Regions from separate parts of the Mus musculus genome. Here regions 1, 2, 3, 4, 5 and 6 are each linked to region 7. A link is a loop called in an ENCODE intact Hi-C map of the cell type or tissue named here. Cell type or tissue: heart. All regions are shown on one strand.

Region 1 (4,000 bases), 230 kb before region 7:
CTGTCTAGTCAAATGAATGAAATACTATACATACTTCAACCTGAATGAGTCTCACAATAATTACGCTGAATGAAAGAAGCCAGAAAGGAGGAGGGGAGGAGGGGAAGTACAGAACGCATTTAGGTGAATGCCGGAAATGAAAATCACCAATGACAACAGAGAGCAAACCCATGTTTTCCCGGGCCCAGGGAAATGGGAAGGAATTATAAAGGGCCATGAGAAAAGTTTCAAGATGGTAGCTCTATCATTATCCTGACTGTGGAGATGGTGTACGTGTGTGGCAAAGCCTGCCAATCCACTCTCGTGTTTCGAGACAGGGCCTCATAGAGTCTCAGCTGACCTCGGCCCTGCTTTGTAGCTGAGGCCAACTCTGAACTCTGGCTCCTCTTGTGATGAGTTATAGGTATGTGCACCGTCTCCAGCATCGCGTATCAAACTTTACATGGTGTGTTTCGTGCCAAGTCCTCTTCAAAGAAGCTGGCCTTGTTTCCTTGAAAGCGTTCAGACACTTATCGCTTCCGCCTTGTCCCCAACCCTGTATTGTGTTGGAGCCTCTTTCCCAGACTCTCCCATGATGCTCCACCCTGGCTCCATCACAGTCTTCATTGCTGAGTGTAATTCCCATCCAGCTGATTTTGTAGATTGTGCTAGCACAACTTCCAATGCCCTTCTGTTTCTGATTTGATGGGCTGGGAATCTGCCCTGGCTTAATCTTGGCCTTCCCTGCCAGCCACACCTAACAGAGAGAGCTGTGAGGGCTGAGGAGCCTCAGAGCCAGCACTGTGGCCGATAGAAGGGGCTGACACATTAAAACTATTCTGTCCAGTGACCACCTCTGCTGGGTTCTCGCAAGTGGCTGGGTAAAGGCTGTGTGCCCTGCCGTACAGTCTCAACCCTTTCATCCATGGGATTGCTCAAAATCAAATACTATAGAACCTTCGTTTTTGCACAGTTCTAAAATATCCCTCTTGAATGGGTAAATAAGGTATGGGATTCAAAGCAGCAGAAACATAGCCAGAGGCTTCTGGAAGCAAAGGGTATAGTTGTGAAAATATAAAAGGTATTAAACCTTTAGAACAACCATAAATCAAGTGAGAACCCTGATTCTGGATACCCCTCGGAGGAGCATTTCCAGAGGCTGCAGCACTTTCAAATAATATCATGTGCTCTGGCTTCAGCCTTGGCCACTTTTCCCTTAGAACAACAAAAAGAACCATGCCAGCTATTAAAGGCGGTCTTGTTACATAACGCAGTTAATCACACATACGCTTCCCTGTGGGATCTAACCCAAGTTTCACAGTGGTCTATTTTATTTAGCATTGATAGTTTTATTCGTTTCCTATTACAGAGATCTTTCCACCAAATTGACTGTTGCCTCATCCTTGGCGTAAGGAAGACGACTCTGAATTAAGGACGGGAGGCACAGGTGGTCCTTGGGTACAAAGTATGTAGCTGAAACGCTTCATGGGAGGCAGGTGTCCTGCAAGCCTCTAAGTACAACAGGTCCTGCTGATGAAGGTTGTGCCTTTAACCTGGGCATCTTGCAGGCAGAAATAAGATGAAAGGAGAGTTCTGTAACTTCTTGTCAGGTTCCAAGGCTGCTTGGCATGCTTACTCATTCCCAACAGCCCAGGCTCTTATTAATTGGAAACAAACAAACAAACAAACAAACAAGACCATGAAGGAGGCGGGCAGGAGAAAGCAGAGGGAACTTAGTACTGATATGCCCAACTCGGTACTGATAAGCCACCGCTTCCTCCTCCTCCTCTTCTTCTCCTCCTCCTTTCCTCCTCTTCCTCCTCCTCCTCTGTGGTTGGGATCCCTGGCATCCTAGCACTGGTCATTCTGTCTGGTACTGTGGCCTTTTCTGCTCCCAGGATGGGGTTGAGAAAGAGCTGTGTGAAACAGGTCCTTATGGCCCAGCACTGTCTCCTCTTATCCTAGGCTAGCCAGCCCCACATGTCCCTCCTAGCTACTGGGTAGATAACGGAAGGAAAGCAAGATGAAGTAATTTCCTTCATGCCTGTATGACTAATAAAGCAACTGCTGTGCTCCAGGCTTAGGAACATTTCCTAGTACAGTGCCTTCGGGTTCCAGAGAGGTCTGACACAAGCGTGTTCTCTGTTTGTATCATTTGAAAACAAGGATTGGAGGAGACAAGGAAATACTTGTGCCTTCCGAGTCACTACCACAAGATGGGTAGCATCGACTCAAAAAAAGGAGGTTGTAGTATTAGGGGACACTGAATGACATGTCCCAAACACTAACTAGTAAGTGTCTGAGACTGAGACTGATTTAAATCCAGTTCTGTCTGGCTGAAGGTCTGGGTTCTTTCAGATAGCCTGCTAAGATGCTGATGAGGTGAATGTAGTCAACAAATCCCAAGAGAGAGAGAGAGAGGGAAGGGGAGAGAGAGGGAGAAAGAGGGAGGGGGAGGGAGGGAGAAAGAGGGAGAGGGAGAGGGGGGGAGAGGGGGAGAGGGAGAGGGGGGAGAGGGGGAGAGGGAGAGGGGGGAGAGGGGGAGAGGGAGGGAGAGTGAGAGAGAGTGAGAGAATGAGAATATGACCAGGAAGTCATTTCAGACTAGTCTGACTGCAATTCTCTAATTGTGAAGCTTCTCGGACACTCCCACTGAGCCATCAACCTGAATCCTCTGGGCAGAACATTATGTGACCTGGAGGGACAAGATGATCCTTATATACTTCCTTAATTCATGCAGCTATAGATTCCTCCAGAGAAACAGGATTCTATAGGTCCTGTGAGACTGGGCAGGGGTAGCTACACTTTCACAGATGACAACAGAAACCTGAATTTTTTTTTTTCAGGATTGATTTAGGATAAGCCCCTTGTGAAGGCATGCCTGGTAATATCTGTTTGGAGAGGCAATGTGACCAGTGACTGACCAAGAGAGGAGTGGGTCTAAAGAGACACTATAATGCTCCATACCCTCTTCCCAGCATGCTCCACTCGTTCCATAGCATCTTCTATCCTCTACCGGTCAGTGGCATTCCCCGTCTGCATAAGATGTGGACCCAGCCAACACAACCTCTGTTTGGTAAACAAATACTCTACTTCTAGAGTGACTGCTTTTAGGAAGACCATTCGCCAGGGGCTGGATCTTGGATTTAGCTATTACATCATCCAAACCATCATCCTTCGGTGTTGATGTCACACCGATGGCCCCTGGCTTCTGAGGTTCCCTCACCTGATAATGAAGCAGAATGAGATCTATTCAGTAGAAAGTATATTTCAGATTTAGGGTTTGGACCTTTTCTTGGTATCTGTCGTATGTTTTTCTCTTGAGAGGCTGGGCAGCGGCTGTAGGCTGCAGCTCCTGGCCAGCTAGCTACCGGCCATACTACCCAACCCCAGAGATACCCAACCCTCTTATTGTGCTTCTGAGCTACAGTGCTCAATAGGGTAGGTACATTGAAATGCATTTGTGACCTAGGATATTTTCAGGTTAGATTGGCTTTGCCAAGATGTAACCCCACTGTGAGTTGGGAAGCATGGTCAGATCCACAGAGATCAGTTAACAGAAACTCTGAAAAGTACAAACTTCAAAGTAGTGCATTTAATTTCCTGCTCCAACAGCATGGTACTTGAAGAAGGTAAAAAGGAAGAGGAGGAGGAGGATGAAGAGGAGGAGAAGGGAGAAACAAAATGGAAAATCCCGTCATATTCTTTTAGTGTGTTTCCTGGCAATATTTCTGTGTAGACGTCCCAAGGAGCACAGAAGCAGCTTGTATGGTTAGGAGATTAACACGCTATCAGACTTAGGAAATTACAGAGATGGAGAACAACAGCCGATCTACATTTGTCCCATCTGCTTTTGGTTTCATGTTCTGCACAATCAATCGCTGGAAGCATGAGAAAGGGGCGTGTCCTGACTGCAGCCCAGAGGTGAAGTGGGGGTGAGCGTGGGGGGAGGAAGGGCTGGGGGCTGGGGGACGAGAGTGAATATGGCCATGGACTCCAGGGAGGGTTTCCAGGAAACAGC
Region 2 (4,000 bases), 200 kb before region 7:
CTTCTTATCAGAATCTCAAACTATTACAAATTAACGCAGAGAAACAAAGATAAGTGAAGAAATTCAACCAGTCTGAGTGAAAGTCTCATTTGTTTCTGAAGTTAGCCTTGAGACAGAAAAAACTACCAGCATTACTTTCCTCTCTCTTTCTATTTTGAAATAACATAATATTAATTTTTATTATTAATATAAAATAACAATAGAATTACAAGAAAATACTATAGTCTAATAAATGTATTCATTGAATATCACCTCACATACTTATAGTTTTGTGGTGTTAACATTTGAAGTCTGTTCTCTGAAGTTTTAAAATAAATGTTGCATTGTTAACTATTAAACACCATGCTGTGTCCTCTTGTCTCTCAGAAACTTTGTATCGTTGGACCAGTATCTTCCCAGCATAGCCCTCTTCCTGGCCCCCAGTATCCACCATTCTACTCTGGCTTCTATGATCTCTATTTCACATATTAGCGGAATCATGAGACAGTCATCTTTCTGTGCCTGGCTTACATCTCTTAACAATGTGTGTATGTGCATCCTTTATCCATTCATCTGACAGTCTCTAAAGTCAGTTTCATCTCTTGGCTATTCAGAATGACACTGTGAATGCAGACATCTGCTCAACCCACCTATTTCATTTCCCAATAGTGGGGCCACATTGTTTTAGTTTTCGGAGGATTTCCATATTAGTTTCCATAACGACGAAAATCTATTCATATAACATTGTATTTTATAAGTCCTCTCCAAAAAGTTCCTATGGTAGCTGGGATCCCCATGTTTGAATAAAGACAGAGATGGGGGAGGAGGAGGAGGAGGAGGAGGAGGAGGAGGAAGTGGCGGAAGAGGAAAGCTATGATCAGTTATTTGTAGGACTAGTGAGGGTGTGTGCATGAATGTACATAGAATGTATTCAATGCTTTTTATTTGAGGAGCTGCTGATAATAATTACTGTTAATTGACCTCTTTCCATTCAGGATATCATTCTTATCATAAGAAATTCACTTCTAGCCAAAATTTGGAACCTAAGAGCCAATATGGTCAGGGTAAAGTTAAAGATAGTGACTAAGCCTGACAAACCACATTGCTTTTTCAAACTTCAAGTACTTTGATTTTTTTCTGGCACAAGTATCTCTTGACTAAAAGACAGTTGGTGAACTAAACCACAGATTTCATTTTTCTGAATAACTAGAAAAAGAATGGGTGAAGCCCTCACTATTTCCAAAGAAGCAGAGACTCGAAGTCAGGATATGGTAGCATGAAATTCCAGATGAGCCAAAGTGAACCCCCACACAGTATTTAGGCCACGCCTGGCGGAGCTGTACTTCGAGCTGACCTCTTTGCTTCTGGGAGATGAGGAGGAGACAGGAGTGCCATTGGTTCCTGGGAGGGATCCTGCGCACTGTCTAACCAGAGGAGCTCTACAGGAGCCGCAGTCGTAAAGTGTTCCTCAAATGGGCTACAACTCTGTGGCCTTGGGTCAGCTTCCACAACATCCTTCGCTCGGGCAGCATCCATCTCCAGCTGCTTATGACTCTTCAAAGAAAACTCCAGTAGAGGGCAGAGCCACAGAGCGGTGGGGGAGACAGGAAGCGGCGCAGGCTCAGGCTCAGGGTGTTCCTTCCAAACAGTTCCGACTACTTTTATTTACTGTAAGATCTCTACTTAGAAAGCCCCACACGGGATTTGTGAAAGAGATAACAATAACAACAACAACGACGACGACAACGACAATATAATAACTTGGACTATCTTGGCTTTGTCTTTCTACAGTATTATTTTCTATAAACATCTCTCCTACAAAATTCCTTCCTGTCTAGAATGCTGAAGATACAGAGTTTTAGCCAAGTTCACCGAGGCATCTGACATAATGTGGGCAATCCAATGCTGTTTTCCAGCTGGGAGCTAGCAAGGACACGAGGTAATCCACGGAGCTCCTCTGACCAGCTCAGGCTGGCCTCTCAGTCTCCCTCCTCCCTCCCACCGACCTCCATCCTTATCCCTAGGAACTGGTGGTATACTTTAAAGTTTAAAACCTTTTTTTTTTAAAGTAAAATGTGTACTTGATATTTTAATTTTGGCTGTGTGCCTTAGTCATTTTCTATAATTTCCCAAGCCAATCAGTTCTTTCTGTCTCAAATTACCAACAAGTAACCGGCCTCACCCATTTTCCAATTCTTTCTGACTAGCGTAGGGCCTGCTGTATCGAGGCTGCGCACACTCAGTGAGTCTGGGGAAAGCAGTGCTGGCCTTGGCCTGAGCAGGCACCTCGCACTTTCTAGCTGACTCTAGTGACAAGCCAGCGACTCTGAAAACAAATGACCACGCCAGGCATTGCTCAGCTTCGGCTTGGAGGGAACACGCAGCTTCCTGGAAAAGTACTGAGGCACTTCTGGGAAGAAAGGACACTCTCTGTTGACACAGGGATTGGACAACAGGGGCTGGGTAGAAAAATAAAAAGGAATGGCCACCGTGGTCTCTGACATACAAGGAAGCCACAGAAGGAAGGAGTGGAGAGCCGTGGCCTCCGCTGTGAAGGGAGGCTGCAGGAAAGCGAGTCTTCAGTCTCATGGGGTCAATGACAAGGCCCAGTTCCCATGGTTCTCAGTGTCCTCACATGTCCTGCCTCCTCTGACTCCACACACGATGCTGAGAGTAAAACAATGTCCTTATTTTCTCAGGTTGCCGTCAGTGTGACGAGACACAGTGAGGAGGAAAGGCCCGTTTCACCTTTCGGTTCTCAGGATACTTTCATCACTGAGGGAAGCCAGGGCAGGGACTCTAGGTAGGAACCTAGAGGCAGGAACTGAAGCAGAGGTCAGAAAGGAATCCGGCTTACTGGCTTGCCCAGGACCACCTGCCCAGGGGTGTCACCACCCATAGTCACCTGGGCCCTCCCACATCAACCATTAATCAAGAAAATGACCCACGGACTTTCCCACAGGTTAATCTGATAGAGGCATTTTCTCTTTCTTTCTTTCTTTCTTTCTTTCTTTCTTTCTTCTTCTTCTTTTTTTTTTTTTTTTTTTTTTGGGTTTCTCGAGACAGGGTTTCTCGAGACAGGGTTTCTCTGTATAGCCCTGGCTGTCCTGGAACTCACTTTGTAGACCAGGCTGGCCTTAAACTCAGAAATCCTCCTGCCTTTGCCTCCCGAGTGCTGGGATTAAAGGTGTGCGCCACCATGCGCGGCTGGAGGCATTTTCTTAATCTGGGTTTCCCTTCCCAGATAACTCTGGCTTGCAATGAGTGACCAATATAAATCAAAACAAAACAACAACAACAACAACAAGTCCACCGTGGACGGTGAGAACTCTGGTTTCAGACAAGTCATGTGACTGCAGTGAGCAACTTGAGCCCAGAAAGCCTTATCTCTTTGAGATCTAGCCCGCCAGTCAAGGAACCAATAAGCTGAGGAAAATAGAGATCACATAGTGGGCCATTTATAGCTAGGGGCGACTCACATTCAGGACCTGCTGGAGTGGACACAGTTTTTATTTTCAATTTGATGTTAAAGAAAATGAAAATCAGATAACAGAGTCATCTTAGTTACTTGCAGGACTAGCAGAGCACATCCCACTTATACTTGTGAGATGTAGCCTCATTACTCCTAACAACGCTAAGCTTAACAAATACACATTTTAAAACTCCTTCTCATGGAGAAAGCACCCAGAATAATTTGCCAATTGAAAATAACTTTCAAAGGTGTCTGGGCATGTATATTTTCAATAGAGGACTCATCTTTCTTTTTTTTTTTTTTTCTTTTAAAGATTTATTTATTTTATGTATGCGAGTATACTGTTGATCTCTTCAGACACACCGAAACAGGGCATCGGATCCCTCCCATTACAGATGATTGTGAGCCACCATGTGGTTGCTGGGAATTGAACTCAGGACCTCTGGAAGAACAGTCAGTGTTCTTAACCACTGAGCCATCTCTCCAGCCCGAGGTCTCATCTTTCTAAAAATAGAAGCAGAGTAGTGTACTATGCTCCTTCCAGTGTTT
Region 3 (4,000 bases), 270 kb before region 7:
GAGAAGCTCCACCCAGCAGATGACTCAGACAAATATCTGGGAACTCTTAAATGGGGCCACCGTAGAAACGACTCCAGTGATTTAAGAATAGGCAGGCTTTAGTAGAGAAATACAGATCAGGGCTAAGAAGGGAACTGCCACTCAAAGTCCCTTTCCTTATGGGTAAAACAGAGACCAGCTCAGACAGAGAGAGGCTCTGCTTATGAGTCTCCGTGTGGTAGGGGAACTCACTTTTTATTGGGTTCGGGGGTGCCATTCAGGCCTGGTCTGATTTGTAGGACTCCATTTCAGGAGGTCAGTATCTTGAACAACCCAATCTGTGGTAATATGGATATAAATGGTGCAGTTGCAGCTTGGAGACTCATGTCTCTCTGGCAGCCACTGTGAGTTTTGCCAGACAAGTACATCAGAAGATGCAGGAGCAGGGGCTAGCCAACCCATGAGCACATCCCAGGGAGATGGCACCCTGTGCAGACATCATTTCCCAGATCCTTCATATCCTCCACAGAGACTCTCCTCCCCATCTCTCTCTCCTCAGTGCTCTATTTCTCTCACTCTGCCTGTCTCTGCTTCTTTCCAGTCTCTCTCTCTTTTTCCCTCTCTCTCAATACCCTTCTCCTTCCTCCTTGATTGCCTGAAATGTTTTTCTATTAACTTTTTTTCTTTATGTTTCCCATCATAACTTAATAAGTAGCCCACTCTTCCTCCCCAAATGGATGGCCAGATTTAACAAAACAAACAATGCCCAGTTCATCTGAGTTTGGACTAAATGGCAAATATTTGGGACATGCGTCAAAAAGCAATTTCTTGTTTATCTAAAACAAGTCTAATTTCAGTATCTGGCACTGTGATCCCCAGCTCATGGTGGCTCTGTGTAGGCATCAAATGTTTTCTTGTAGCCCTTCAAGATAAAATGCTCTATGATAAACTTTATAATTCTCTCACAATTCAAAAGATAGGATTGAAAAAAAAATAGGATTGAACAATATTTCCTGAATGTTCCAGAGAGTTTGGGGTCTCTTGTTCATGCAGGACACCCATGCCTGGGTCTGTAGGAGCTCTTTGAGTCCAACCACACCACATGTGCCCTTCCTGAACCAAAGGTCAAGGGAGGTTCCAGGTTAGCCAAATGCCAACAGACACATCAGGCCTCCCTGAAAGAAAAGGTTGATTTGCATATAGTAGGAGTGAGTCAATTAAATTGTAAGCTTTTTCTTTCATTTTTGCTATATATTTGATATATTCTCAGAATGACTGGAAGATGGGGGCTTTAAAGAAAGAACCCCCTTTCTGGAGCTCCTTTGGGTGTCCTTAGGGGTGAAATTTATAAGAGAAGGTGTGTAGGTGTTCACTGCCAGGCGATGTGAATTCTCACTGCTGACAAGAGCTTGTCATCTAACCTGTCACCTTCCTGCCTGTTGATATTTTTATGCGTGTGAAGGGCACCAAGCTGTCTGAAGGAAGCTGGACCTGGAGCCTCTGCAGGCCATCTCAACGTCCCTTTCCACCCTGAGTGACTCCAGCAACTGATGGAAGTTCCACAAGCAGCCCAAAAGAACAGATGCCCCATTCTCAAGGTCCTAAGGAAGGCTGCCTCCAGGAGCTGCCATTTCTGGTCCAGGCCAGGCTTTCTGCTCTGCCGGCTGGAGGACAGCCATCCTTATTGAGTGTATTTCCAAGAAAGCAGTTGACAGGCTCCTGGTGCTATTCCTGGAAATGTTCAATAGGCCATCCTCTGGCAGGGCCTGCTGCTGACGGATGGGTCTGAAGGGGTACCTCGTGCTCAGCCATCTATGTCGGGTCTATTTCCAGGTGCCTCTGAGCACTCCCATCTCCATATACCACGGGCTGTCAGCTGACTGGGGCTGTAGGCCTCTGCATAACTGCTTCCTCCCTGGCAGGACAGTTGCCAGGTGGCTTGCTGCTAAATGGAGACAGGCGCCCTGTGACTATAAATTATAAAACACCAGGTCCAGACGATGTGCTTGCTGTGTGTCCCCATAGTCAACTCCACGGGGGACCCTTGACCACAGCCAGAGGGCATTTCCTACAGCAGCTTTGACTCTCTCACAGCAGCCGTTGGAGAGAGGCCAAGCCTGCTGCAAGGCAGCCTGATTCTTAGCAATCCTCAAAGCTGAGAGTTTCCACTCGATTTCCTGGCATGGTGTGGACCGAGGTTTCTCAGGGTCAGCACTACATGCATTTTCAACAATCCATTTGTGTGTTGGGGGTCATATGTAAGCATCCCTAGTCTACTTCTACTAACATGCTGGCAGCATGTTCCTACTGGCAGAAAAACACAAAGAAAAAAAGACTAACCTGAACTACCTGGAAGGTGCAGGCTGAAGAGCAGGTCTCTGATGACAGGGCTGAGAGGATACTGGGGACTGTGCTTCAAGCACTGTCCTTCACTGCATAAGCTATGCTCCTTCTGACAATCCATGTTTGCTTTTGGAGACAGGACACAGACAGACAGACAGACAGACAGACAGACACACACACACACACACACACACACACCAGATGTTGCAGAATGTCCTCTTAGAAGGCAAAATTGCCCTTCATTGAAAAATCACTATCTAGAGTCAAGGAGCAGGGCCCCTGGGTGATGCCAGAGAGGGGGCTGCACTTCGGAGGGATGTTTAGTCTACAGACAAAGAAAGGAAAGCAGCTGAGGCTTCTGCAGAGCTTAAATTGAAGCGTGGGGCTCCCCTGAAAGAAAAAGCCAGGCTGGCTATTTATAAAGCTCCCTGACTCTTAAGTGAAAACAAAGATATACTTTAGACAGCTTTCTCCCCCTCTTCTCTGCTTTTATTGTGACTTTGAACAAGAATAATGGCTCTCTGTCCACCTGAAGAAAGAGAACAAAATCCCCACCCCCACCCCCGTCTTTCTTCAAAAAGGCTTTGGGAGGCTTTTGGTTGCTTTAGTAGTTGTTTTGGTCATCTTGTCATAACCACTTGCACCCACACTCCCCATCCCCATCCCGCCCTCCCCATACACGCCCCCCCAACCACCCCCCCCCACCATCATCTTAGGAATTATCTTTTCCTGACCAAAGTAGTGAGAGAGGACAGTAGGGGTGGGACCGTAGATAGAATCTCCTTGATTTTTCTTCACAAAATTCATAGGCTTTTCTTTATACTTAGAAACTGGCTGGGAAATACCCCTTGCCTATATAGGAAGCCACTGTTGCTTTAAAAAATGACCTTGCTGTTATATAATTCACAGCTGGCTTCTCCACTCCAGCTTTCAAGGAACTGTAAAGAAATCTTTAAAGATCTGGTTCTACTGGGCAGAAATCACAAAGGAAAAAAGGGAGTAACCTGAACTCCGCAGAGCGTACAGGATGAAGAAAACAAGGCTGCGTGGGTCCTGGGGACAGCTTCAAGCCCTCTCCTTCACAGCACAGCCTGTGCCTAGGAGGACGCAAGGCCACATTTGCTTTTGGAAACAGGGCACTGTGATTAATCAAAGAAAACAAAACCAGCTTCATTTCCCATAACAGGTCCACGGAGGGCTTTTCTAAGAAAAACCTTGATCAAAATGTTCCTTCTGTTTCCCTAAAGGCTGATGAGGGGGGATCCATGGAAGTTAGGTCCTGAAGAGTCCCCTTCCCAGAAAAGAGCTTCGTTATGCTAATTCACTCAAAGCAGTAGGGCAAGAGCCAGTCTACTGTAGCATCATTGACCCCTCTGGCAAAAAAGCAAGCAAGGGTGTCTTGTCCCTGTACCCACTTGGGTACTCACCTGTTCTCTCTGGGCCATTCTGATCAGTCAGGCTTCCTGGAAGACCTGGGGGAACAGAACAGTGAGCACAAGAGTCAGAGAAGGCAGGCAGCTGGGAGCACTGTGGCCAGCTTGCACAGGCTGGCCTCTCAGTAGTTTCTTGCTGTAGGGCCGGTAGAGTGAGACAAAGAGACAAAGGAGATACAGCCTGGGGTGCCAAATCAATTCAGGAATCAAATAATATTTTAATGTAAATCATTTAAGTAAAACTT
Region 4 (4,000 bases), 58 kb after region 7:
AACAGAGGCCAGCCTGGCCTACACAGTAAGTTCTAGGCCTGCTAGAGCTATGAGACCTCATCTCAAAAACAACGAGGACGATGACGACGACAACAACAAGAAAACGAGGAGGAAGGGGGAGGGGGAGGAGGAGGAGGCAAGCAGCTTAACAATGGGCACGTCAACTGGTTGATGGGTAAAAGTGCTTGCTGTATAAGCCTGATGACCTGAGTTCAGGCCTTGAAACTTAACTCCCCAAGTTTGTCTTCTGTCTTTCACACCACACCAGGGTATGCATGAACACACACACACACATACACACACAGACCAGGAGTCGGGGAACTACCAAACACTTCAGGAGGTATAAGAGATTGCCGTCAAGCCGGCCAAGTTCAATATCCAGATCCCATGTGGTAGAAAGAGAGAATTGAACACCCTCTTCATACATTGAATAAATGTTTACAACAACAACAACCACAAAAGATGAAAAGCAAGCCTACTGGCAGGAACCAAGTCCTCAGCTGACGTCTCCCCATGGTCCAGCTTCACTTTCCTACAGTCCTGTGATCCTCCTCCAACAGACTCCCATTGCTGGACTCTACTGTGGATGGATGGGCTTCTTGGCCCTGGAAATCAAGAGTCTTAACTAATGGGTTCTCTTACCTCTGCTGACTGGGACTAGAGTTGTTAGCTTCTTAGGAAGGCAGGAGTTTGTGGGACCAAAAGAAGGAGTCACAAAACCCTTAGCCCTTGTGAGGAGGCAATTCAGAGGCACAGTGCTTGCCTGACATGTATAAAGAAAGCCCTGAGATCAGTCCCCAACAGAACACACACACACACACACACACACACACACACACACACACACACGGAGAGACAGACAGACAGACAAACATATACACAGACAGACACATGTGGAGAGACGAGAGACAAACAAACACACACCATTTAAAATTAAAAACAAAAAAGAAAGTACAAGGGCTGGAGAGATGGCTCAGTAGTCAAGAGCACTGGCTGCTCTCCCAGGGGACCTGAGTTCAATTCCCAGCACCACATGTCAGTCAGTTCCCAGCTGTCTGTAACTACAGTCCCAGGAGATACAAGGGCACCAGACACCCACATGTTACTAAGACACACCTGCAACGAAAGCATCCATACACATTAAAAGAAAAATCTTTAAAAAAAAACATATTTTCTAACAAAAAGAAATCTGATGTCTTTAAATATACATAAAAGATTTATTTTTATATATGAAAGTACAAAAACAGTTAACAATGTTATCTTTGAGTAAGTCAAGGTTTTCTACCTAAACTTAATTAAAAAAAATGATAGTGAAAAACATCCACAGTTGGGAATGTCATTAGAAAAATATAAGTAGCACGGCCGATATTTAGCAAGTAGCACTGATCTTAAGGATGTTTGAGTTGGCCAGCTAGAAAGCAGATCTTCTCACAACCAGCTGTTGTATAAATACTTAATGATAGACGAGTAGAACGACTTCCGGCAATGACATTATCAAACCACCCTTTCTCAAGTAGCAATGTTCAAATTCTCTGCCATTCTGGCATTTCAAAGTCACAACCACAGGGTAAGCGGTTCAGGCTGAATGCTGTGTCACAGTGCCCTCTGGCGGTTTCGTCGAGAATGTGTTCCGCAGGTTAAGGCAACACAGCCTCTCCGGCTCTTCCTAGGGCTGCTTTTAAAGTAGCATCCCTCACATGTAATTGTAAATGGCCACTAAAACCTGTAAGTGGTTTTTCATAGAAGGGTAGTGAGGAAGGTAATAGTTTTGTCTCAGCCATGGAAGAGATAGGAAGATACAGAGGAAGTAAGACTGTGATGGGTTACTATTTGTTTAGAAAACTCAAAATCAGCAACACATGAAAGACATAATTCGGAGCCGGGCGTGGTGGCGCACGCCTTTAATCCCAGCACACAGGAGACAGAGGCAGACGGATTTCTGAGTTCAAGGCCAACCTGGTCTACAGAGTGAGTTCCAGGATAGCCAGGGCTACACAGAGAAACCCTGTCTCGAAAAAAAAAAACAAAAACAAACAAACAAACAAAAAAAGACATAATTCAGGAACTACATTAATCTATATTTTCAATACATTAAAGTCTAATTTGCTAAAGTACTCACACAGGACTGCGTTTGGCCTTCTAGAGTTCCACATTGGTCAACTCTGGACTCACAGAAACACTTTTTAATTATTTAATTTTACTTACAAGCCTTGTTCTTTCATGCTCATAACTTATCTTGATCTTTGTAAAACTTTTATTATAAGTCAATATAATTTTTTTCAATAGAAATAGCTTTGTTCAGATAAGTCAATATAAATTTTTTTCAATATAAATAGCTTTGTTCGGTATAAATTTGAAAAAGACTAATAGTGTTTTAAAGTTAGGAGCAAAGTTGGTATATCTGACAAGCTTGTATCAGACTTACTTTCTTTGATGCAATAAAAAAAAGAGAGAGAACCTAAGTGCTCCCATTGGGCAAGAGGTTCACATTACTGTCAATTATTGCTAACCTTCTTCTCTTTTGTTCACTATTCTGTTTTTGTCAGTCTAAGTTTTATTCCAAAAAGTTATGTATTAAGATTAAGATGTTTATAAAGATGTCCATCATTACAATAAAGCACCCAACTGGACAGACAAGGATCCGATTCAGTATTAATGGCCTAATTCCCTGATGGGCAACTTAAAAAAGAAAAAACAAGAAAACCTTTCCGGAGTGAAAGGCCAGGACGGCTTCTAACAGAATTGGTGCCTCTCGGGAGTTATAAAATCCACGATTTTGTCTATTTCTCCTTTCCATTCCCTCTCCTTCTCCTGCTGAGATTTCCCTTCTACCTCTTCTTGGTTTTTGGTCAACTGTTCCACTTCCTTTGCCTGAGGACCATGCTCACGGCCATTCCATTCTCTCCTTAGGGTGGCCATTTCTACTTCTTCAGCTGACAGTTTACCAACATCTATTGTCTTATTTTTTTATCATCTTGACAGCTAGAGCGAATGTCGACTTCAGAGTCCTTTCTCCTGCGTTGTAGTCTGGTTTCAACACTGACACAGCTCGGGCACTGCTGTCTCCAATGCTCATGCGCTTGGGTCACTCTTAACAGACCTGAAAGCCATGGTGCTTACCCCAGCCAATACACAGCAAGGAAACAGCAACCGGACACTTCCCTCCAAACTGCGCATGCGCCTCTGTGATAGCACAGTGCTGTAAACAACTGCGCACGTGGAATTGGCTCCTGTTACTGGAATAAATACCTCTGAGCAATGAATTAGTCAGGACCTTAGCATCAGGTGTTGTGCCTGCCACGCTGCAAGCCATGTCCTCATTAAGTTTATCAACTTTCCAGAAAACAAACAAACAAACAAACAAAAAACCCCAACCGACTCCATCAAGAAGCTTGTGGCTGTTACACCTCTTCTACTGCAAGCAAAACTCCATCATTGGCTAGAATTCCCAAACAGGTGCCTGCATGTCCAATGGCTTCCACAGCATATTCTACTTGGTATTACTAAGAGACCTTCTGGGAAAAGTACTGTGGTCCTGGAGTCATATCTTCAAGACACAGCTTCTGAACTTGATGTAATTCCGGAAGAAGGCATTGAGGGTGCAGAGCCAAGCCGCTCTGCTCAGCTGGAAAATCAACTTATTAGCTATTCTTTACATTGCACTTGGCTTCCTGACTGTCCAGTTGCATCGCCTTCACTATGCACATTTGGTTAGGCATCGATTTTGAAAAAGAAATTATCTTCACTCAATTTTATAACATTCAGACAAACGTTTTAACATTAGTGTGATAGAACATTTACCAACTCTCTGGAAGGGCCTGCTGCCAAGTCTGATGATACATGGGCGTCTGGAGAGCTGGCTCAGCAGAAGAGCACTGGCTGCTCTTCCAGAGGACCCAGGTTCGATTCCCAGCACCCACATGGCAGCTCACAACTGTTGGCAACTCTAGACCCAGATCTATGCCTTCTTCTGGCCTCCACAGGAACCAGGAACACACAT
Region 5 (4,000 bases), 330 kb before region 7:
TTTAGCCTGAATAACTGAGGCATGAGACGAGGGTCATGGTGTGGCACCTGTCCCCAAATATCTTAAGAATCGTCCCTTTAGAATGTTCTGGGTGGTTCCCTTGGTAGGGGAGTTTTCCTGAAGTTATGGCATGACACTGAGGCAGATGGGATTAGAGAGAGGTCTTCATAAGCTTGTCCTTATGACCACACACCCTTCCTAGCAGACACCATTTGAGAATGGCTTGGCGTCATTCACCCTTCAGTATGAATATATGGCTTAGGCTCTCTACAGAAGGAAGGGAGCATTAGAAGAGGCTGACGACTTTCCTCCCAGCGACCTCCTCCCTTCTCAGTCCCTGTTCTCCACACCCATTATTCTCTCTCCTCCCCACCCATGACGAAACTTTCCTAATAAGCTACCTCAGTGTCGCTTTAAGAAGCCGAATAGTCTAAACTCTTCAAGAGCCGCTTTAGTAAAGGAAATGTACAGCCTAAGGCAAGAGAAATCTGGGGGTGTCGACCAATGAGGTGACTTTGGTCAAAACTCCCTTTCTGAGCTCCAGTTTCTTCAAACAAGAGGATTTAAAATTCCTTCCTGGTTCTATACTTCTGTGACAAAACATTAATTTAAGGTAGTTCACCTTTTTTTTTTTTTTTTAAGGAAGCTATCCAAGACTTTCTTCTTGCAAGACTCTGCTGCCACTCACCGATGTGCCCACACTGCCCTCCTCTATTGATTGAGCTCCCACTTCTCTTTTCTTCCCATTATCTGGGTAATCTTTCTTTCTTCCTGTTCCTCTTGAGTAAGTGCCACCCATCCTCCGAGGTTCTTTTGAAGGCTAATGTATTTGCTGTTTATATGCTGACTAATGGATGAGACTGAAGTGTGTGTGGCAGGAAGCGAGTCCCTTGCTCTCAAACCTGCCTTTCTGCTTAGTAAGTATTGGTTAATTGCTGGCACAGTTGAGAGGCTCAATCTGTAGTGGCAGATCTGAGCAGCATCACAGTTGGTAACGGTGCTAGGAGATCAGCAGACAGCTACGTTTTTCCCCTTCCCAGTCACATAGAAAAGATTGGCCTTGACAGACCTCTATCCGGGCAAGTATATTAGGGCATAATGTGGCACTCCAGAATAGTGGAAAAGACTCAGTTCTGTTTAAACATATTTTATCTCATCACCATTCAGTCTGCAAATACTCACTGTGCAATGACCCTGTACCAGGCGCTCTGCTAAGTACTTTACATAAGTCACCTTGCTTGACGTTCATCATAAATCCCATTAGGTTGTTAATATTAGGTTCCTACTGACGCGTGGGGACACAGATACGCAGGGGAGTTAAATAACTTGCCTAGGGTCACTAGAAAACAACAACAAAGCCAAGAAGAGTCCATCCCAGGCTGCCTGATTGCTAGAAGCTGAGTGCTGACCCAGGCTTCCAGCCATGCCTTCAATAAGTACAGGCTCCTCCTTCCATCCTAGAAACCAGGAGAGACTATTTAGAAGACAGGTTATTGGGATTCACAGAAGCCCTACAGACAAACACAAGCTGTCATGGAGCACACAGCAGGCCATGGGAAGGCTCCCGGGATGTCACATGCATGTGGTATTTCCTACAACAAGCTGAGGAAGGCCAATGATGCAGGGCTCTCCATACCAAGGTCATGAAAGAACCCACAAAGTGAACGGCCGTGGGAAGGGCGTGACTGTGTATTATAAAGACAGATAGGGAGTCGGCAGAGGAGGGAGACTGGGGTGTCTCACTGGGGTTCCAGAACAATGGTACTGACTGTATGCCAGGGTGGCAGGGTTCTACGAAGAGAAGAATGATGTAGTAATCCGACGTATGCATCAGGGAGCTAACTCAGTTTGTAGTTTGAAGTTAAATGAAGTGGGTGGGGTAGGGTGCATATGCCTCTAAACCAGCACAGAGAAGGCAGGGTACACTCAGAGCCAGCCTGGACTTCATAAAAAGATTCCGCCAAGAAAGAAAGGGGGGAATGTGTAGCAGGCTCCTCCCTTTCCAGCAGAACCCAGGGCTTGTTCAGCATTCTCTTCTCACAACCATGGCTGTTAATAAGAATCTTCCGAGATGTTCTGGAGAGGTTTTCTCCCTCCTGCGTGAAGCCTGACAGGACAGATGGCTGTCCTGTCTCTGACTACGCCGAGTACAGCACTCAGAAGGGATCAGGTGGACTAGCTGGAGGATGAAGCTGCCACTTGGGGGAGTTTGAGGCTAAGAGATGCAGAGGGCTCAGTGTAACCATGGCTGACAGACGCGCTTCGGCCCTGAAGCAGCAGATCCTTGGAAGGAAACTGCTCGTTGGTTTGCTGACTTGCTATTTTCTTTTAGGATTGTTGCTTCTGGCAAACCTAGGCAGAAGGCTCGCTGCCACCACACCAAAGCTGGTTTCTGGCTTTTGTCTGGAGACATCTCCTCTCAGTCCTGCCACTCTCATCCTCCCTGTGTGGGACACACACGAGCTTTCAACATGCCCACAAACCCCTCGGTTTCCAATTGAGTTCAACACCAGTAAGCTTCGGATTGGGTGGGGGCAGACTAGTGAATTTAGAGTGCTGAGTTCCTGTTACCTGGGAACCTGCCTATGGTTACCGTATAACTCTAATTTTTTCAAAGTCTATTTTTAATGATGGTTATTAAATGCTTTAACCTCCCTTTCAACCCACCAACCCACCATAGGCAGTGGAAAAGAAAGGATACAAAGGCAGTGGACCTGTTTAGAGGGGTTCTTTGGAGCAACTCCCATCTGTGTCGTCTGGAAATTGACAGTTCTGTTCACAGGTTAGCTACAGCAGCCTGATCCACTCACAGGCACTTTAACTGAGACACCAGCAGACCAGTTCAGTAAAGTTAGAGTTAGCAAACAGGAATCAGCAGCGGTGGCATGACCTAGCAGAGACAGCCAGGCCTCAGCCTTGGCACAAGTCAGTAGGAGGGATGGCAGAAGTTCTTGGCTGTGCCTCTCTCAGCAAAGTGAAGATCAGTGAAGACAGTGGAGACACAAGACCAACAAGCATTGCACAGCTAGCTCTATAAGCAAGCCTAGCTCAGCCTCCATCACTGTCCATTGAGTCCTTTTTATACTCCCTGCAAATATGTGTCCTCCACAGGTCTCGCCTCAGCACATGTGTCTGTCTCAGCTGACACCACTCTGCCAATCAGCCCAAGTCCTTGGAATTGGCAAGAAACTGCAGCACACCACCCAAAGTTTTTCGGCATGTTTCTCTCTATGGAGTCTTGACAAATGCAGCTCAACTACACAAAGGAAGGTGGACCAATACATGCTTTGCTAGTGAGGAATCCTTCATCATATGTCCTTTCACCTTCTTGCTTTAGCAGAACGTTCTTTTTCATGTGTCCACTTCAGCTAAACATTCCTTCACATGTTTGCCCCAGCAAAACACCATCCAACCGACTTTCCGAAGAACTCTTACGTTTCCACTTCACTACAATCCTTATGGAAACTCTCTAACTCCTATAAAGCAATCCATTCCCCAAGCCTCTAGATTCCAGAAAATGCTCCCTGCTGTTGCTCCTTGTCTAACGTGGGGAAACCCTGCATCCCACTCCTTCACTGATCATGCCTGGGTAACTATCAGCTCTCTGGTTTTCTAGAACCCCACCTTGAGTCTACTTCTCTGTTGTGTTGGGATTTCAGCAGGGCTTGTTCATGGTGCTCATCTGGGGCATTTGAAAAACAGATGCCAGGGCAAACTTTAATAAGTAAGCACAGTCAAACCGCAACCCCAAGAAGCCAATCGGGGAGAAACACCAGACAGGAGCATTATAGACTACTGTACAATCCAGCAGAGGTTTGCCAAGACTGATGGGAAGTCTCAGGCCAAAGGCAGACATCAGAGGAGTCCTCTGTCTCCTAGGATAGGCTGTCTCATTCTTACTGGGCTCGATCCCTGCTTAGGACAGAGTATGGCCTCTATGGAAATCTAGTGTTGGGCTCCAGAGCACATACTTCTCTCCTGTGAGAGGCAGCCGATGAGG
Region 6 (4,000 bases), 310 kb before region 7:
AATATTCAAGAACAAATTCTTGTGTGGGGAGGGATCTAGGACTAACCAATATCCAGGTACCCACCCAGCCTTGAGATTCGGTTACTTTAGAACTCGCCATGCCTTAAGGATGCTTGCTTAGTGCTGTCATACCCAATCTCTCCCGTTTCTCAAGGCAACCAGCCCAAAGGTGATGTCAGCTGAGAAGGTCATTGAGACAAAGGGAAATAGATCAGGGGGATTTATGAGGGAAAGACTACAGTACCAAGCCTGAAACTTCTCTATCAAATGAGAAGCCCTAAAAGCTTCCAGTAAGACACAGCTTTAGAAACGACCATCATCGGGTTAAAGAGGGTCAATGAGATGGACCACATAATAGATTAACAATAAGCTTAGAGAAATTGAAAAAAGAATCCCTAAAATGCCACAGAGTTTTGGCAGTCAATCTTTATAGATGAATGGGAAGGGCAGCCAGGGGTCTCCAAAGGGGACAGTCAGAGAGTAACTAAAGTGAAAGCCAGAACCTTGGCTGTGGCTAGAGTTGAACAATATCTGAATTCTGCAGAAGTTAAATAAACTCTTATGGCAATTCCAGCTGAGTACAGAACAACCCATATTTGAGGAGCACTAAATGATCACACTTGACTTCCATTGGAAAAATATGAACATACTGACTGCCAGCATATCTCTATCAAAAAATCAAAAGATTACAGCAAAAAAGCAGTGCCAACAGCCAGAACAAGGAAGGACTCTATTCCCCATTCAAGTAGCTGAGATAGGATGTGTCTATTATGTAATCCACTAGTAAGAGTAACTGCAAAATGTTTTGTAGTCTCCAGCTGTGGTTGAGCTGTGATATCAAGAGGTCAGCCAGCATGGTTCAGGTTTATATAATTTGGGGGATGGGTTGATAGTGAAGACCAAACGTCCTTGAAGCCAAGAAAGACATCTGGAGCCTCAGGATGCACCACCCAAGAGGCTGGGGAAACTCAGAAAGGTAAAATTACCTCGCCCTACCCCCGGAAACGGAGGCAGAAGTAGCATTTTGAGCATTCTTTAGGTCATCTACTGATGATGGATGCTCACTACGAGTTGTGAATTTTTAAGGTCCCAAATTGAGGGAGAAAACCATGAGAAGGTATGTAAGTGTAGACAGCAGGCTTAATCTATAAATGTATGAGTTTATGTCTTCCAGTTTATGACATCATGTAGTCTACAGTAATGTGGGTCTTAAGTTCTGCATCCTACCCAAATCCCACAATTTGCAAGGCCTCCAGTAAAACTATTATGCAGACTCACTCTTCTCAATTTCATGGCAGAAGGACCGTGTTTCAAAAGGGAGAAAGCCCTTAGTGGTATTAATAAAAATATGCATGATTAAAGTCATCAAGCCTAAACAAGATATTAATACTGCTCCCCTCTCCATGAGGCTCAGGGATCATTGAGGAAGGGTTGGGTGGAGAGACTGTAAGAGCCAGAGACAGTTGGTGACTGCAGTGAAACAGAATTTGGGAAACAGGAGAGGTCAGTTATGCACATGGGCTCCCAGCAGCTATGACAGCATGCATGCATGAGACCCATTCAAATCAAGCCAGACAAGATCACAGTACAAATGGTGGAGAAAGTCACCAAATTCCACCCTTAGGTGAGGAGCTATGGGAATCCATGACTGCTGGAGGCAGGAGAGTCAGTTTGCTTCAGAGATGTGGCCTCTGAGCAACTATCCATGCTCCAGTAGATGGCCCCACACTCATGCTCATAAAACACAGAAGACATAAAACACAGTAGATTTGGTGGTTGAAAAAAAAAAAGCAAATTGAGAGGAAATATTGGGGGGATGGGGTGGATTTAATCATTTACTCTTAAGAATATGTTTTTATTATTTTAGATTGTGTGATGTATGTACATGTAGGCATATGGACATGAATTTGGATGCCTGAGGAGGACAGAGATGTCAGATCCTTTGGAGCTGGAGTCATAAGCAGTTGTGAGCTGCCCTGACTTGGGTGCTGGGAACCAGACTCAGATCTTCTAGAAAAGTAATAAGTGGTCTCAATTCATGAGCCATCTCTCCAACCCCCTATTTTTTTTCATTTTGTATAACATAAAAATTAAATAAAATTTAAAAGAAAGCAAAAAACTAAAGTTATCCAAGACATAGAGTACTTTCAAGAAATTTAAAATGAGAAGCAATTGCCTTATATGTCAGAAAAGAAATGCTCTCATGAGGCCCATGGGTTGAAGAGTCCCAGAGGAGAGGTTTAGGGTAGAGTCCTGCTTGAATCATGTTCAGTATGTGACTCATAAGCAAGTAACTTAACCCTGATCCCAGGTTTTCCATCCCATGAGAGAGAGGAATATCAGGGTACTTTAAAGGCTGCAGTGAGGAGTAAATGAATTGAAAGCCAAGAACTTACCATAGTACTTAGCAAACAGTGGAGGTCTTTTAAGCAACGGTGATTACTTTTGCAACATTACAGGTGCATACAAAGGCACAAACTCTGAAGGGCCAGCTTCCCTTTCTTATTCCCCACAAGAAGACAGACTCACTCCTGTGGGCCATTGACTTCTGGGAAGGCAGGGTTGAGAAGTAGATCTCAAACATTTGAAAGGTAATATTTGCATTAATTCCTTTGATTGTTGCTGGGCTAGAATGCCAGATGAAAGCCAACGACCAAAGGAAGAAAAAGTTGATTCTGGCTCACTGTTTAAGTAGGAGCTTTGTGTCAGCTGGTCACACTGCATCTAAAATCAGAGAGTAGAAACTTTAGTCTCTCCTCTTTTTAAAAAGGATTTTACTTTTAATTGAGAACCCCCCCCCCCACCGTGTTTATGTGTGTGTATGAGAGAGAGAGGGGAGGGGGAAGAAGGAGGGAGAGGGAGGGGGAGGGGGAGAGGGATCAGAGGATTTGGATTCCTTGCAGCTGGACTCACAGGTGGTTGTGAGCAGCCCAATTCTAATTTTAGGACCTACAAGAGCAGTATGTCTTCTTAGCCACCAAGCCAGGTCCACAGCCCAGTGGAGACACTCTCCCTTTCTTACTCAATTCAGGACCCTTAGCTCTGGAGTGGTGCCATCCAAGTTTAGGGTGGTTCTTCTTACTCCAATTAACTCCATCTAGATGCTTCCACACAGACAGACCTAGCAGCTATTCCTGCGGTTGTTGCACACAGGAATGTACACAGATGAGGCAGGTGTTCCTGTGGTTACTCCGCATCCCCTCAAGTTGACAGTCAACATCAGCCATTACGACATCAAAGGAAACTTTGCTCCTGCCCGCCATTCCTTTTCTGGAAATTTTTATAATGTGTAGCACCCCAGCCAGGAAGAAAGATAAATTAAATGCCATTTGGTTTATAATTACATGTAGAATAATAGTTTTCAATCTCTAGGAGATTCCATGTTTACGGTCTCTGGAAGGGAGCTATTACTTAAGGCCAACTTTGTGTATCCATTCTGCAGAATGCAAAACACAGTGGTTTTGACTTTAATTTCCTAATGTACAAAATCATTTAGCTTATTCATTCATTCATTCATTCATTCATGTATAAGAGATATTGATGAGCACTTTCTACAGTAGTATATATAGTAGTATATATACTATATATATATATATATGTCCATATATATATACACACATACACACACAGTAGTATATATACTACTCAACAACAACAACAATAATGAATTGTTGTTCAATAATGTAACAATAATGAATAATTAACATAGTTATGACAGGGTGCTAGATAAACGTTTGTATCTGGACGCAGGCACTGCTAACTCCTCACATTTAGTCCTATAGAATCTCTGCTCATTGCCATGCATTGAGGTTTTATTTGTTTGTTTTAGGTAAGATCTTTGTGTTCTGTCAGAACTGAAATGTTTCTAGACTCATGGTTCATCTCACTCCAGCAGTCACCACGTGAGATCTCTGGGCATCTTGCCCTAACATATGTATTTTAGGTCCCAGCCAGTTACTCAAGGAGACCTCAACTCATAATTTGGCGTCTTCTTCCTTTC
Region 7 (4,000 bases):
GGTGTCCGTCTGAGTTCCCCGGGTGACGTTTATTTGTGGAAGGAGATGCCTGGGGATGCAATCGGCTCTGCGCTCAGTAAAAGCAACCGAGTTTTTCTGCGCCAAAGGCAGACAAAAATCCCAGGGATCGTCGCCTAGCTTCCCCCCCCCCTCTCCGCCCCAGGCTGACACCCCTGCTCGCCAGTGCCGGGTTTCCCTCCAGTTGAAGCGGAGGAGATGGGAGAAAGAGAAGGGGTGGGGTGGGGGAGCAAGGGCGGAGGCTGGCGGGGAGGAGCGGGAGATCAGGTTATTAGGATTATAAATTTGGGTAGCAGTTGTTGGGGGGTGGGGGTGCTCGGAAAATTTCCCGAGACCGAGAAGGAACCCGGGAGAGAGGAGGCAGTTGAGTCCGGATGGGGCAGAGCCCCGACTTGAACTCTCCCGGGGCGCCCTAAACTGCGGACGCCCAGGCGGTCCGCCGCCGCCCCCGTGCTCGCACCCCGCCGCCCTCCCGGCCACTGTCCCCCCGGGCGGAACCTTCGGGCTTCGCGAGCGGTACCTGCCGCAAGCTTCCGGGCTCCGGGCACAAGGGATCTTGAGGGCGCGCGCCTGGAGTCCCGGCGCGCACTGTCCGAGACCCGCGCAGCGTTGGCGGCTGCGGGAGGAAAGGCTCATGCTTCAGGGGGGAAGCCCAAGGCCCGGGAGCCGCAGAGGCGGCGAGACTTGGCAAGAGTTAACCGTCTGTCCCCGGAGCCGAGTGTGCGCGCGACTTCCCAGCCCGACGCGCCTCCCTCGCTCCCCGCCTCCCGCCCCTCGCGCCCCGCCCGGCCGCGGCGGAGGCCGCTTTCCAGGAACTTTCCAGGAATCCGCCTCACGTGACCGCAGCCCCCGCCAGCGCTTTAAAGAGGCCCCGGCCGCTAATGCGCAGGCTTCAAGGGAGCCGGGTGGAGAGAGCCGGTGCGGGTGCTGGTGCTGGTGGCTGCGGGGTGGAAGCCTGCGACTCCGCCCTCCTCTGACCCTGCACCTCGGGGTGCTCGGGAACAAGGAGAAGTCCCCAGCCAATGCCTATTAAGCCACCAGTACCTGCCCCTGTGTCTGCAACAGCTGAGCACCTCGGTCCCGCGAATAGCAGCCCCTCTTCTCCCCAGCCCTCCACGTAGGAGGGAACCTTTAGGCCAGCCATCCACCCCGCTGTGCGCCTGCCAGACGCGACCCTCCTCTCCTCCATGTGGGATGCAGGACCAGCGTGCGGGAAGGGGGCGGGGCTCAGATGTCCGTCCCTCCCTCTCTAAGACACACACAGAGCTAGAGCTAGCACGCCACTGCCCAGGTCGACTACCACTCCCGGGCACCTCGGGAAGCGAACCAGAGACTGTCCCCTCCGCCAGCATCCTAGAAGGCCAGGAAAGAGACGAGCTGAGCGCCTCCTTAAAGCTGCGCAGACTGCCCTCAATCCCTCCCCCCTGGAGCTCCAACTGGTAGTCCCCTGCATCAGCCTTGCCCAGCTTCTCCTTTCCTCCTCAGCTCAACTCCTGCTTGCCCTTCGGGAGACCCACCCTGGCCACCCTACAGAGGAGGTGCCCTTACCTGTGCCCGGGTGGGGTGCGGGGTCACAGGCCTGGTGCGTTTGTCTCTGTGAATCCTTGCAAAGCCAGGGACCCGGAGTTCGTATTGATCCCAGTACTTCTTTCCTATTGGGACCCTCACCTCCCACTCTGTAAGAGGCCACCTAGCCTCCGCGCCGGCATCCAGGCACGCCGGCTCCTGAAACGTGACCCACTTTGAATGTGACCTACTTTTTTTTTTTTTAACAGAAAAACAAAAACAAAAAAAAAACACTCATGGGAAAACCGGATTCGAAATTTCGATAACCATTTTTCTTTGAAATACTGTTCTGTTGCCCCACTGCTCAAAAGCTTGAAAGGTCAATGGCCACTTTTAGTTGAAGCTGTGTCTATGGGGAAGTTGGGCAAGGGTGGCCAGGAGAGGTTGAGAGAGGCGCGGCTTCCAAGCCTTGCCTGGTGCCCCGCCTGCCGGCCCTGGAAGGAAACACAACACGACCGGCCAATTCCAAGGCCCCGAACCAATTTTTATCCACAGTAATTTTTTTCCTCTTAAATAATTCTATGCACTTACAGAATGGTGAACGCGAGGGGAGGACATAAGCCAGCTTACAGGGGCTTTGTCAGCGATAGATTCGTATGTGTGGCCGCGGAGGGGGGAGGCTGTTTTCCTGGAATCTTTGATGGGAAGGATGCCTCTTACTCAAGTTTTAGAAAGCCTGTGTAAAGCCAGGGAGTAACTTAGCAGGATGCTTACCTTCTTTAGGTCCCTAACGTTTTCTGTAAACTTAAAAACAAGATGTCGGTGAAAGGTTAGCATGAACGGACAGGCGGATCCCTCTGGAGTTCTGTGTAGTGAGTTGGAGGCCCAAGTTAAACTTTTTAAGCCTCTACAATGTGCAGGGATAACTAAGACCAACGTTTTATGAATGGTTGATCCTTTCTTGGTAGAAAACCTCAGAGGAAGTGGAAGTGTGTGCCTGTGCTTCTGCACTCCTAAAGGGTTTTGGTTTTTTGTTGGTTTTTTTGTTGTTGGTGGTGGTGTTTTTTTTTTTTTTTTTTTTGAGATCATACAGATTAATTTTTCTTTGTCAGGTGTAGTAAATCTTCCAGCCTCCTTACTCTACTGAGTACTATGACCAAACCACCTGGCAGAGGTGATGGAAGGGAGGAAAGATTGATCTCGGTTCATGGTTCACAGGACACATTCCAACATGGCAGGAAGGCTTGGAGCCTGGAAAGCACCCTCCACGGGAGGCAGGAATTAGTGGTGCAGTCAGCCTTAGAAGGGAGACAGGAAACCGGTTTACATCTAGCACTCCGGTGCCCTACACCAGCAACTCACTTCCTTCAGCTGAGCCCCACAGTGGTCCTCATCCTCCCTAATGCAGCGACCGTTTAATACAGTTCCTCATATCATGGTGACCCCTCAACCATAAAATTATTATCATTGCTACTTTGTTTTGTTTTGTTTTGATTTTTCAGAGCTGAGGACCGAACCTAGGGTCTTGCACTTGCTAGGCAAGCGCTCTAGCACTGAGCTAAATCCCCAAGCCCCTCATTGCTACTTTGTAACTTCTGTTGTACTGTAATGTACTGTAATGTAATGACCTTCTTTAGGTCCCTAACGTTTTCTGTAAACTTAAAAACAAGATGTCGGTGAAAGGTTAGCATGAACGGACAGGCGGATCCCGCTGGAGTTCCTGTGTAGTGAGTTGGAGGCCCAAATTAAACTTTTTAAGCCTCTACAATGTGCAGGGTTCACTAGGACCAACATTTTATGAATGGTTGATCCTTTCTTGGTAGAAAACCTCAGAGGAAGTGGAAGTGTGTGCCTGTGCTTATGTAACTTTGGAGATCAAGGTTTGCCAAAGGGGTAGGACCCACAGATTGAAGGCTTTACAGCCTTCAAAAGTGAGTGCTACCAGCTAAGAAGTGACTCAAATACATAAGCCTTCATGGGATATTTTTCCATTCAAACCATAGCATGTGTTTTTTTTTGTTGTTGTTTGTTTGTTTTTTTCTCCCTCCTGGGCCTTTGCACAGACCCTCTTTTTCTAGAATCTCTCCCTGACTGAGTGCAAGGTGGCTTGCCCTCATTCATCTCAAAGTTCAGTCTCCTAAACAAGGAGTCACTGGCCACAAAGATTACGGTAGGCACACAGCTTACCGTAGGTCACCAAGCTATTTAGGATTTTTCAACTTTTCTTTCTAGCCTATTCCATGCCCTACATTTTGTCAGCCTTTCAAATCCTCTTTGAGCACTGTAGGAGCCACTTAGGAAATGTCTATGAGTTCCTGGCAAGCAAATAGGGTAGAACGGCATTGTGCAATTATGTGTACCAGTGGGCAAAACCAGGAGGGAATATAGAGAAAGCAAATCAAGTATTTGAGGGTAGCAGAATAGGGGTGGATTTTTAAATCTGACATTCTTAATCTAGTTTTTTTGTGTGTGGGTT

What was found. A loop is a pair of places that touch in the nucleus more often than their neighbours do. Peaks named below come from ENCODE experiments on the same cell type or tissue, not always from the same donor. Only the 100,000 strongest peaks of a DNase experiment are listed, where the experiment ranks them.
Region 1: a loop joins it to region 7, with 4 times the contacts of the local background. A loop is called at or near these places in 4 of 42 quality-filtered maps.
Region 2: a loop joins it to region 7, with 6 times the contacts of the local background. A loop is called at or near these places in 6 of 42 quality-filtered maps.
Region 3: a loop joins it to region 7, with 4 times the contacts of the local background. A loop is called at or near these places in 5 of 42 quality-filtered maps.
Region 4: it touches region 7 in a loop (7-fold over the local background); 16 of 42 quality-filtered maps call a loop at or near these places.
Region 5: it touches region 7 in a loop (6-fold over the local background); 16 of 42 quality-filtered maps call a loop at or near these places.
Region 6: a loop joins it to region 7, with 5 times the contacts of the local background. A loop is called at or near these places in 20 of 42 quality-filtered maps.

The regions. Positions count from the first base shown.
Region 1 is chr10:95,190,117-95,194,116 of GRCm38, forward strand. All of the region lies in intron 2 of Cradd (CASP2 and RIPK1 domain containing adaptor with death domain), which reads right to left. Among named protein-coding and RNA genes, the nearest start is that of Gm29684, 46 kb to the left of the region's middle. In heart, no CTCF peak of the experiment used is centred here; DNase peaks (open chromatin) are centred at 1,345 and 1,975; H3K27ac peaks cover 924 bases.
Region 2 is chr10:95,216,592-95,220,591 of GRCm38, forward strand. All of the region lies in intron 2 of Cradd (CASP2 and RIPK1 domain containing adaptor with death domain), which reads right to left. Among named protein-coding and RNA genes, the nearest start is that of Gm29684, 73 kb to the left of the region's middle. In heart, a CTCF peak has its summit at 1,552 (motif pointing right); DNase peaks (open chromatin) are centred at 1,550 and 2,300; H3K27ac peaks cover 306 bases.
Region 3 is chr10:95,141,256-95,145,255 of GRCm38, forward strand. Gm29684 (predicted gene, 29684) reads right to left here. Exons shown (of 4, transcript NR_131146.1): 2 at 3,750-3,794. Among named protein-coding and RNA genes, the nearest start is that of Gm29684, 2.6 kb to the right of the region's middle. In heart, no CTCF peak of the experiment used is centred here; DNase peaks (open chromatin) are centred at 6, 1,806 and 3,676; H3K27ac peaks cover 3,858 bases.
Region 4 is chr10:95,474,562-95,478,561 of GRCm38, forward strand. It overlaps the pseudogene Gm3619. Among named protein-coding and RNA genes, the nearest start is that of Mrpl42, 25 kb to the right of the region's middle. In heart, CTCF peaks have their summits at 1,605 (motif pointing left) and 1,807; a DNase peak (open chromatin) is centred at 1,580; H3K27me3 peaks cover 371 bases.
Region 5 is chr10:95,086,133-95,090,132 of GRCm38, forward strand. No RefSeq gene overlaps it. Among named protein-coding and RNA genes, the nearest start is that of Gm29684, 58 kb to the right of the region's middle. In heart, a CTCF peak has its summit at 2,188; no DNase peak of the experiment used is centred here; H3K27me3 peaks cover 588 bases.
Region 6 is chr10:95,102,322-95,106,321 of GRCm38, forward strand. No RefSeq gene overlaps it. Among named protein-coding and RNA genes, the nearest start is that of Gm29684, 42 kb to the right of the region's middle. In heart, a CTCF peak has its summit at 1,714 (motif pointing right); a DNase peak (open chromatin) is centred at 860.
Region 7 is chr10:95,416,080-95,420,079 of GRCm38, forward strand. Socs2 (suppressor of cytokine signaling 2) reads right to left here and starts at 778. Exons shown (of 3, transcript NM_007706.4): 1 at 539-778. 5730420D15Rik (RIKEN cDNA 5730420D15 gene) reads left to right here and starts at 1,296. Exons shown (of 5, transcript NR_045339.1): 1 at 1,296-1,600. In heart, CTCF peaks have their summits at 2,010 and 2,213; DNase peaks (open chromatin) are centred at 232, 882 and 2,012; H3K4me3 peaks cover 1,914 bases; H3K27ac peaks cover 1,783 bases.